Regions from separate parts of the Homo sapiens genome. Here region 2 is linked to region 1. A link is a loop called in an ENCODE intact Hi-C map of the cell type or tissue named here. Cell type or tissue: heart right ventricle. All regions are shown on one strand. Links, peaks and the distances in the headings refer to the core of each region. The heading gives the core; the rest is flanking DNA. Region 1 overlaps ABAT (4-aminobutyrate aminotransferase). Region 2 overlaps ABAT (4-aminobutyrate aminotransferase).

Evidence for each region. Peaks named below come from ENCODE experiments on the same cell type or tissue, not always from the same donor. Only the 100,000 strongest peaks of a DNase experiment are listed, where the experiment ranks them.
Region 2: it touches region 1 in a loop (2.0-fold over the local background); 10 of 110 quality-filtered maps call a loop at or near these places.

Annotation. Positions count from the first base shown.
Region 1 is chr16:8,684,292-8,689,663 of GRCh38, forward strand. The region is part of intron 1 of ABAT (4-aminobutyrate aminotransferase); the gene reads left to right. Among named protein-coding and RNA genes, the nearest start is that of ABAT, 12 kb to the left of the region's middle. In heart right ventricle, for the core only: no CTCF peak of the experiment used is centred there; a DNase peak (open chromatin) is centred at 1,877; H3K27ac peaks cover 938 bases.
Region 2 is chr16:8,732,667-8,738,038 of GRCh38, forward strand. It overlaps ABAT (4-aminobutyrate aminotransferase), which reads left to right. Exons shown (of 16, transcript NM_020686.6): 2 at 3,033-3,143. The coding sequence starts at 3,074. It overlaps LOC107984840 (a long non-coding RNA gene), which reads right to left. Exons shown (of 4, transcript XR_007064977.1): 4 at 4,763-4,800. Among named protein-coding and RNA genes, the nearest start is that of ABAT, 61 kb to the left of the region's middle. In heart right ventricle, for the core only: no CTCF peak of the experiment used is centred there; no DNase peak of the experiment used is centred there.

The DNA.
Region 1 (5,372 bases), core at 1-5,000:
ACAGCGTATGGTGGCTCGCACCTGCAATCCCAGCGCTTTGAGAGGCCGAGGTGGGTGGATCACTTGAACCCAGGAGTTCAAGACCAGCCTGGCCAACATGGCCAAACCCCGCCTCTACAAAAAATACTAAAATTAGCCGGGCATGGTGATGCATGCTTGTAGTCCCAACTACTCAGGAAGCTGAGGCAGGAAGATTACTTGAGCCCAGGAGTTTGAGACCAGCCTGGGCAACATAGCAAGACCCCTCAAGACCCCTTCTCTACAAAAAATTTTAAAAATTAGCCAGGTGTGGTAATGTGCACCTGTAGTCCCAGCTACTCAGGAGGCTGAGGCAGGAGGGTCGCTTGAGTCAAGGAGGCCGAGCCAGGCTGCACTGAGCCATAATCATGCCACTGCACTCCAGCGTGGACAACAGAGTGAGATCCTGTCTCAAAAAAAAAAAAAAAAAGGTGGAGGGTAAAATCATGAATCTCATACAGATACAAAAACACTCAATGATTTTATTAGGCTCATTCAATGAGGGAACCAGGCAGACATTAGAACCAGTTCAAAGGAAAAGTCAAATAAAGCACAAATATGTAAAGAGTAAAGGGAGGTCTAAATAGATTCAAAACAGAGGCAAACATGGTTGGACAAGGCAGAATTTGCTTGTCTATCAGTTTTCTACAACTTACAAAGGAGTCAGCAAAGTAGTTTGAAAATAATGAACAAGGCCAGGCATGGTGGTTCATGCCTGCAATCCTAGCACTTTGGGAGGCCGAGGTGGACAGATTGCTTGAGCTCAGGAGTTCGAGACCACCTTGGGCAACATGGTGAAACCCTGTCTCTACCAAAAATACAAAAAATTGGTCAAGCATGGTGGTGCGTGCCTATAGTGCCAACTACTCGGGAGGCTGAGGCACAAGAATCACTTGAGCCTGGGAAGGGGAGGTTGCAGTGAGCCAGGATCACGCCATTGCACTCCAGCTTGAGCAATGGAGACCCTGTCTCAAAATAACAATAATAATGAACAAGTGAACAAGGCTAGAATCAGATAATCCAAAAATTTGTGTTGTAAGTAGGTAGTGCATAACTCTTTTTCTATAAAAACAATGTTACGCCGGGTGTGGTGGCTCTCGCCTGTAATCCAGCACTTTGGGAGGCCGAGGCAGGCAGATTGCCTGAGCTCAGGAGTTCGCGACCAACTTGGGCAACACAGCGAAACCCTGTCTCTGCTAAAAATACAAAAAAAAAAATTAGCCTGGCGTGGCAGCCTGCGCCTGTAGTCCCAACTACTTGGGAGGCTGAGGCAGGAGAATCGCTTGAACCCGGGAGGCGGAGGTTGCAGTGAGCCAAGATTACGCCACTGCACTCCAGCCTGGGCAACAGAGCAAAACCCTGTCTCAAAACAAAAACAAAAAAACAAACAACAGCAACATCGAAAAAACAAAAAAACAAAAAACCAATGTTCAAGTGATGGAGAGGCATGGGTGGATGAGGAGTGGCAAGAGGAGGCTGTAGGAAGAGTAGATCATGTCCCGCCAGGTGACCCATGATCTTGAATTTGGACTTGACTCAGAGACCCATAGGGAACCATGGAAGAGATTAAAGCAAGGCAGTGATGTGATTTTGTTATCACTTGAGAAAGATCCTCCTGGAAGCTGAATGGAGAGTAGACAGACACCTTCTCCCACTAGCCTTTGAGCTCAGATTTCCTTAGGGAAACAGCCAATCCCAGGGGCAGATTGCTGACCTTCCTGCAAAAGGTTTTAGAACGTGGAAGCTCCTTCAGGGCAAGGTTGGCTGAACACCAGCCAAAAGAGCAAGGCACCACCCCGGCAGGACAGGGCTGTTTTGTGCACGGGAACAAAGCCTGCCTCCTCTCTCTGCCCAGAGCTGTAAATAGCACTCTGCTGGCTTCGCAGGCTGAGCGCCGGTCTGGGGACAGGCTGAAAATGCACACACCAAGGAGCATTTGTGCAAATGAATGCCTGCATGCAAATTTGCATGCCTGGCATCCTGCCCCAGCCCTAAGTGTCCAGTCCTGCAAGGGGCTGGAAGCAGGGCTCAAAAAAGAGCCACACACAGAAGAGTGTGGACATTCTGACCTGGGGACAGGTTCCAGGAGGGATTCAGAGGCAGGCTGGCAGGGTGAGTGGGAGAAAACATGCAGAGAACCCTGGACAGAGTTTTGGCTCCAGCTTTACCCATGATAATGACAATGACCCATGAGTAGTAGCCACTCACATTGGCTGTGTATTTGTGTGTAGTTGCTCACCTTGTCGCTCACAACAGCCCTATGAGGAAAGGCTGATCAGATTTCAGAGACAGGAAATGGAAACTCAGAAAGGATGACTGACTCGCCCAGGGTCTCCTACTGAAGGGAGCATTTCTAGTGAGAAACCGAGGCTTGAAGACTCTGGAGCCCTGGTGTCTAGGACTGACCCACATGGACGCCTCTGCATATGCCCACTGCTGGCTCTGACCTCAGTTTACTCCTCCATCAAAGGGTGCAATAATGTCTTTGCACCTAATGATCACAGCAGAGTTTGGGAAATGAACTACCCCTGCAAATGAGAAAGACTTGAAAAGTCATCAATGCTGAATATGAACTGATGGTATGTGGAGAAAGTCTGAAAGTGCTTTCCTTAGCCCCAGAGACAGGGTGTGGAGTGCAAGGCCAACCTTGTTTGTACTCAGGGGCTTTGGAAGTGCAGAGTGGCCTTGGATGGGTGGAGGTGAAGGCATGCTGAAGCTTGCTGAACCACTCCCGGATCATAGGTGAGCCAGGTTGGGTCTAGTCTGTTTTTTTTCCCTTGAGAGGAAGAGATGGTGGGTGCATTGTGGAGAGAGAGGGAAACAGTGACCCTGAGGTGGGGACGCACATCTGGACGGAAAGTGTTTGCCGAGAGCACTTGGCCGCCTGCCCTCCCACGGAGCAGGTGCTAGTCTTGGGTCCCGCTCTTCCGGGTTCTTCAGAAGCTGAGCTCCGGTCTGTAATCCCAGCACTTTGGGAGGCTGAGGCGGGCGAATCACGAGGTCAGGAGATGGAGACCATCCTGGTCAACACGGTGAAACCCCGTCTCTACTACAAATACAAAAAAAATTAGCTGGGTGTTGTGGCGCATGCCTGTAATCCCAGCCACACGGGAGGCTGAGGCAGGAGAATAGCTTGAACCAGGGAGTCGGAGGTTGCAATGAGCCGAGATCGCGCCACCGCACTCCAGCCTGGCGACAGAGTGAGACTCCATCTCAAAAAACAAAAAACAAAACAAAAACAGAAGCTGAGCAGCTTGCTGTTTGTTTGGACTGAGCAGTCCTTCCAGCAGCAGCCACCTGTCAACAAATCAGATCATTTGCGGGTCATCCATCAGGTCCCACGCGGTGCATCCCCTGAAAGGCCTGTGGTGGGGCTTGGGCTGAGGCCTGTGTCTTAGACCTGTGAGATCAGGGGAAAGTCCTGAGTCTGGAAAGCAGCTGTGCTGCTGGCTCCCTGAGTGCCCGGGAGCCAGTGATTTCTGTCCAGGCCTCAGTTTCCTCACCTGTAAAATGGCAACAACAAAACTACCTTTTGAAACATTATATGAATGGTTGTTAAATTGGAAAACTGGATGATAAGAGTTGAATGCTCTTTTTTTTTTTTAAGAGACAGGGGTCTCACTCTGTTGCTCAAGCTGGAGTGCACTGGCACCATCGTAGCTTACTGCAGCCTCGGCCTCTAGGCTCAAGGGATCCTCCTGCCTCAGCCTCCCCAGTAGCTGGAACTATAGGCCCGTTCCCTGCCCCGCTATTTTACTTATTTTTTATTTTTTTTGTAGAGGCAAGGTCTTGCTATGTTGCCAAGGCTGGTCTCAAACTCCTGGCCTCAAGCAATCCTCCCAAAGTGCTGGGATTATAGGCATGAGCCACCGCACCCGGCCAAAAGTTGAATGCTTCCTACCTACAAGACACTGGGTAACACTGGGTACTACTTGGACTATCTCATTTTTAACCTCTTAGTAAGGTGGGAAAGGTCTTCTTCTTTTAAGCTTCTTCACCAAGGTCACAGAGGTAGCAAGAAGTTGAAACAGGACTTGAACTAGGATCTGCCTGGCTCCAAAACCTAAGTCTCCAAACATGGGGTTATTGGAGGACCTCCCAGGGCCAGGGACTTAGAAGCCCTCCTCCTTCCCTTCCTGTACCTTTATTCCTCAAGTCTGTATAGACTTACTCTGTTTTTTTAACAATTTACTTTTTGAATAGGCAATCATGGCACGTGGTAAAACACTCAAACACTGCAACTCAATCTACAGAAAAAAAAGTAAATTTTTCTCCCTCATCCCCATCCTGTGGACCCCTTTGCCTCATTAGAGGCAAATAGTCACCAAGGCCAGGGTCTTACTATGTTGCCCAGGCTAGTCTCAAACTCTTGGCCTCAAGTGATCCTCCCATCTCAGCCTCCTGAAGTGCCGGGATTACAGGCATGAGCCACCAAGCCTGGTCTTCCTTTATGGTTAATGCTTTTTGTGTCCTACTTAAGAAGTCCAGCTGGGCATGGTATCTCACACCTGTAATCCCAACACTTTGGGAGGCCAAGGCAGGTGGATCACGAGGTCAGGAGTTCGAGACCAGCCTGGCCACCATAGTGAAATTCCATCTGTACTAAAAATACACAAAAAAATTAGCCGGGCGTGGTGGCAGGTGCCTTTAGTCCCAGCTACTTGGGAGGCTGAGGCAGGAGAATCACTTGAACCCAGAAGGCAGAGGTTGCAGTGAGCCGAGATTGCACCACTGCACTCCAGCCTGGGTGATAGAGTGAGACCCTGTCTCAAAAAAAAAAAAAAAAAAGTTCAACGTCATTTGTGTTGTTTCTTCTATTATCTTCTGGAAGCTTTCATGTTTTGCCTTTCATATTTATCTCCAGCATCCACCTAGGGTTGATTTTTATGTATTGTATTAGGTAGAATCATGATTAATTTTTTCCTACATAGATAGTTCATTTGGCCCAGTATCACTGCCTCCATTGTCAAAAATCAAGTGTCCATATATGCATGTATGTGTTTCTATTCTCTGTTCGGTTCTATTAATCCGTGTGTTTAATCTTTGCCCCCATACCACATCTTGACTGCTGTAGCCTTAGAATATGATAGGCATTGCCTCGTTGCCCTCTAAAGAGACTGCACCAATCAAGACTTACTAACAATTTGACAAAAATGTATTGGGCTTCCAGTACAGTGCCAGATGGTATCATGATGGGAATTCAAGTCTAATCATATGCACAACTTCTACCTTAAAGTGTATAGTCTTATAAGTGACAAGACATGAACCAAATAATTCCACAAATAGAGGTAACATATGAATGTGATGGGGCCACAAAGGGGAGCTGTGTAGGATTCTGTGCTAAAAGGAAGATT
Region 2 (5,372 bases), core at 227-5,226, 49 kb after region 1:
CACCTTTCCCGCCTTTCTATTCCACAAAACCGCCATTGTCATCCTGGCCCGTTCTCAATGAGCTGTCGGGCACACCTCCCAGACGGGGTGGTGGCCGGGCAGAGGGGCTCCTCACTTCCCAGTAGGGGCGGCCGGGCAGAGGCGCCCCTCACCTCCCGGACGGGGCGGCTGGCCGGGCAGAGGGGCTCCTCACTTCCCAGTAGGGGAGGCCGGGCAGAGGCGCCCCTCACCTCCGGACGGGGCGGCTGGCCGGGCGGGGGGCTGACCCCCCTACCTCCCTCCCGGACGGGGCGGCTGGCCGGGCGGGGGGCTGATGCCCCCACCTCCCTCCCGGACGGGGCGGCTGGCCTGGCAGGGGGCTGATCCCCCCACCTCCCTCCCGGATGGGGCGGCTGGCCGGGCGGGGGGCTGACCCCCCCACCTCCCTCCCGGATGGGGCGGCTGGCCGGGCGGGGGGCTGACCCCCCCCCACCTCCCTCCCGGACGGGGTGGCTGCCAGGCGGAGACGCTCCTCACTTCCCAGACGGGGCGGCTGCCGGGTGGAGGGGCTCCTCACTTCTCAGACGGGGCGGCCGGGCAGAGACGCTCCTCACTTCCTAGATGTGATGGCGGCCGGGAAGAGGTGGTCCTCACTTCCTAGGTGGGATGGCGGCCGGGCGGAGACGCTCCTCACTTTCCAGACTGGGCAGCCAGGCCGAGGGGCTCCTCACATCCCAGACGATGGGCGGCCAGGCAGAGACGCTCCTCACTTCCCAGACGGGGTGGCGGCCGGGCAGAGGCTGCAATCTCGGCACTTTGGGAGGCCAAGGCAGGCGGCTGGGAGGTGGAGGTTGTAGCAAGCCGAGATCACGCCGCTGCACTCCAGCCTGGGCACCATTGAGCACTGAGTGAACGAGACTCCGTCTGTAATCCCGGCACCTCGGGAGGCCGAGGCTGGCGGATCACTTGCGGTTAGGGGCTGGAGACCGGCCTGGCCAACACAGCGAAACCCCGTCTCCACCAAAACCAGTCAGGCGTGGCGGCGTGAGGCTGCAATCGCAGGCACTCGGCAGGCTGAGGCAGGAGAATCAGGCAGGGAGGTTGCAGTGAGCCGAGATGGCAGCAGTACAGTCCAGCTTCGGCTCAGCATGAGAGGGAGACCGTGGAAAGAGAGGGAGAGGGAGAGGGAGAGGGAACTGAATCTTAATCTACTTTAGGTTTCATATGACAGGAATCATGCAGTATCTGACCTTTGGTGACTGGCTTATTTCACTTAGCATAATGTCTTCCAGTCTCATCCATGTTGCAGCATATAACAGGATTTCCTCCTTTTTTAAGGCTGCATAATATTCCACTCTGTGGATACAGCATATTTTTTCCCATTCATCTGTCAATGGACGTCTAGGTTGCTTCCACCTCTTGGCTATTGTGAATAATGCTACAGTGAACATGGGTTAAAATACCTCACTTCTGGAGCCTCAGTTTCCTCATCTGTAAAATGGGGATAATCACGCCTGCCCCATTGTTGCTGGCACGTGAAAGAAGCCTGATAAATCATGCTCCTAGCACCTTTCACTTTTCCTTCAAGGCACTTCTCCCCATTATAATGATGCCCTTGTTTATGTTATGATTCATTTCATTCTCTTTGTTCCTCATGAAGATGTAAGCTCCAGGCCTGCCTCATTCATCCCTGTATGTCCAGTCTGAGAAACAGTACTTGGTACAAAGTCAGCACTCAATGGAGTACTTGTTGCAAAATAAATAGAGGGATTTTGTTGGAGTGTTTGGGCTAAGTGTTGCGTGACTGTGAGGTTTGCTGACTCTGGGGTCACACACATGTGAGTTCGGCTTTCAGATCCACCACTTAACCTCTCTGTGCCTCAATTTCCTCCTCTGTAAAAAGACCATGGAGCATGGTTGTACATGTTAATAATAGTAATAAATATTAATCATACTGTATGTAAAGCGTTTTGTGCAGCATGCGTCACACAGAAAGGACTCGGGAAACAGGGTCCATGAAGAGGAATGACTCATGAATGGTGCTGTCGCTGTTCTGAGATACAAATTTTGTTCTGAGATACAATACCATTTATGTAAAAAATACACATACCAATTAACAAAACAGGTTTTTAGCAGAAAGATGTACAGACAGAAGGAGGCACACAAAACACATTTAAATGGTGTTCTGGGGAGAGGGAACAGGGAGCAAGGAGAGATGATAAAAGGAAACAAACTGGGGGATAGGGGCTGCTCCAGGCTCCCAATAAGAATGGCAATCAGGGCTGGACACAGTGGTTCATACCTGTAATCCCAGCACTTTGGGAGGCCAAGGCAGGCAGATTACTTGAGGTCAGAAGTTCAAGACCAAACTAGCCAACATAGTGAAACCCCATCTCTACTTAAAAAAAAAAATCACTGGGCATGGTAGCACATGCCTGTAGTCCCAGCTACTCAGGAGGCTGAGGTTGCAGTGAACCGAGATCGAGCCACTGCACTCCAGCCTGAGCGATAGAATGAGACTCCATCTCAAAAAAAAAAAAAAAAAAATGTGAATTGAAGTATATATTCAGTATAATATAGTTTTGGGTTGGTTTTTTTTGTTTTGTTTTGGTTTGGTTTTTTTTGAGACAGGGTATCACTTTGTCACCCAGGCTGGAGAGCAGTGGCGCGATTATGGCTCACTGCAGCCTCAAATTCCTGGGCTCAAGCGATCCTACCACATCAGCCTCCTGAGTAGCTGGGACTATAGGCAGGCACCACCACACCCAGCTAATTTTTAAAGTCTTTGTGAAGATGGGATCTTGCTATGCTGCCCAGACTAGTCTGGAACTCCTGGCCTCAAGAAGTCCTCGGTCTCCCAGTGTGGCTGAGATGACAGGTGTGAGCCACCTTGCCTGGCCTAATATATAAAGTCCATGTTCAGTATAAAACCCAAGCATTTGACAATGTCAGAAGAACTTTCTCTATTAGGTGGGAAGTGGTGGGGATGGGATCTTTGGCTGAGAGGGGAGTGGTCTTCATGGGCCTAAGTCTGCATTTCTGGTTTCTTTCAGGGTGGCAGCACGCAAAGGGTGTCCCTGTCCCTCAAGGGGTCATGGCCTCCATGTTGCTCGCCCAGCGCCTGGCCTGCAGCTTCCAGCACAGCTACCGCCTGCTGGTGCCTGGTAAGCCCCGGGGGTCTTGATAAGAACTGGTACTAATGGAAGATACCATCCAGACTAGGGATTCCTGGGCTGGAAGAGCCCTTGGGGATAAAGGGACCAGCCAGTGAGTGTTTCTGGGACTGTCCCACTGTATTAGTCTGTTCTCATGCTGCTAATAAAGGTACACCTGAGACTGGGTATTTTATGAAGAAAAAGAGGTTTAATGGTCTCACAGTTTCATATGGCTGGGGAGGCCTCACAATCATGGCGGAAGGTGAAGGAGGAACAAAGGCACGTCTTACATGGCTACAGGCAAGAGAGCATGTGCAGGGGAACTCCCGTTTGTAAAAACATCAGATCGTGTGAGACTTACTCAATTGACTATCATGAGAACAGCATGGGAAAGACCCACCCCCATGATTCAATTACCTCCCACTGGGTCCCTCCCATGACGTGGGAATTATGGGAGCTATGATTTAAGATGAGATTTGAATGAGGACACAGCCAAACCACATCACCCACTATCCATAAAACTGTCACCATCGCCACCTCCTTTCTCTCTCCCATCTCTGTCATATGATCCTGTCCCAAGTGCCTCGGTCTGATGGGATTGGATCCACCCTGGAGCCACTCTGCCTGCAGGTAGGCGGTGGCCTCCACAGCCAGATGGCCCCAGGCCATCTCTGCAGGGACCGCTGGGGAAAACACACATCTGGGATCGCTGCTAAGGAACAAAGAAAGCCATAAGCGACTCTGAAATTGACCTAGAGCCCAGCTGTGCTTCAGGGTCACTGGATCACTGGATGGGAGGCACCATCTTAGGAATGTCTCACCCCCACTCTGCCCCACACCCATGGCCACTTGCACTGGCTCCTTCTTCCTTCTGTTTGACGTCTTTGAGACCTCCCTCCCAATAGTCCCATGAGGGAGGGAGGCTCAAGTGAATCCTATTTTACAGGTGAGAGAACTCAGGCTTAGAGAAGCAAAGCCATTTGCCCAAGGTCACACAGCCACTTGCAAGCAACTCTGTCCGGCTCCAATGCTAACTACTCCTCCGTGTGCCTCCATGTGGCTCTGGAGACAGAGCCGCCAGCAGGAGCCTCCCTTCACATGCCCCGAGAGTGGCCTCCTGCAGAGATATAAAGTGCCTGGCTCGGGGCTGGCCATGAAATAGGTTCAGAAAGACCAGTGAGCCTCCAGCCTGTCCCCAGCTCTCTCACAGCCCCTGTGCTTGTCATCATGGTGTCCCTTGTTGGCAGGCCTTACTGCCTTCTGAAGACAAACTGCTAGCCGTGTCCTTGGTCTGCATGTTGAATGCTGGTGTGTATGTCCTGGGTGGCATAAACAGTAGGAGCGTTCGCCCCTCCCCAAGGAGTATGAGTAGGCTTTATTTTAAAATAAACATCTTGGCCGGGCGCAGTGGCTCACAACTGTAATCCCAGCACTTTGGGAGGCGAGGTGGGCAGATCACCTGAGGTCAGGGGTCGAGACCAGCCTGGCCAACATGGTGAAACCCCGTCTCTACCAAAAATACAAAAATTAGCCAGGTATGGTGGTGGATGCCTGTAATCCCAACTACTCAGCAGGCTGAGGCAGGAGAATCGCTTGAATCCAGGAGGTAGAGGTGGCAGTGAGCTGGATCGTGCCACTGTACTCCAGCCTGGGCAACATCGAGGCTCTGTCTCAAAAAAATAAAAAATAAATAAATAAACATCTTATTTTTTAAAAATTTTAGATTTACAGAGAAGTTACAAAGATATTACAGGGAGAACCCATATGGCCCTCACCAGTTTCCTCCCTTGTTAACATCTTACATCACCAAGATGCAGTTGTCAACACTAAGAAACTAGCTGGCCAGGCGCGGTGGCTCACGCCTATAATGCCAGCACTTTGGGAGGCCGAGGCAGGAGGATCATCTGAGGTCAGAAGTTCGAGACCAGCCTGGGCAACATGGTGAAACCTCATCTCTACTAAAAATACAAAAAAAAAATTAGCCGGGTGTGGTGGCAGGCACCTGTAATCCCAGCTACTTGGGAGGCTGAGGCAGAAGAAGCACTTGAACCCAGAAGGCGGAGGTTGCAGTAAGCTGAGATTGAGCCACTGTACTTCAGCCTGGGCAACAGACTGAGATTAAAAAAAAAAAAAAGAAAGGAAAGGAAGAAAGGAAGGAAGGAAGGAAGGAAGGAAGGAAGGAAGGAAGGAGGAAAGAAAGAAAGAAAGAAAGAAAGGAAAGAAAGAAAGAAGGACAGA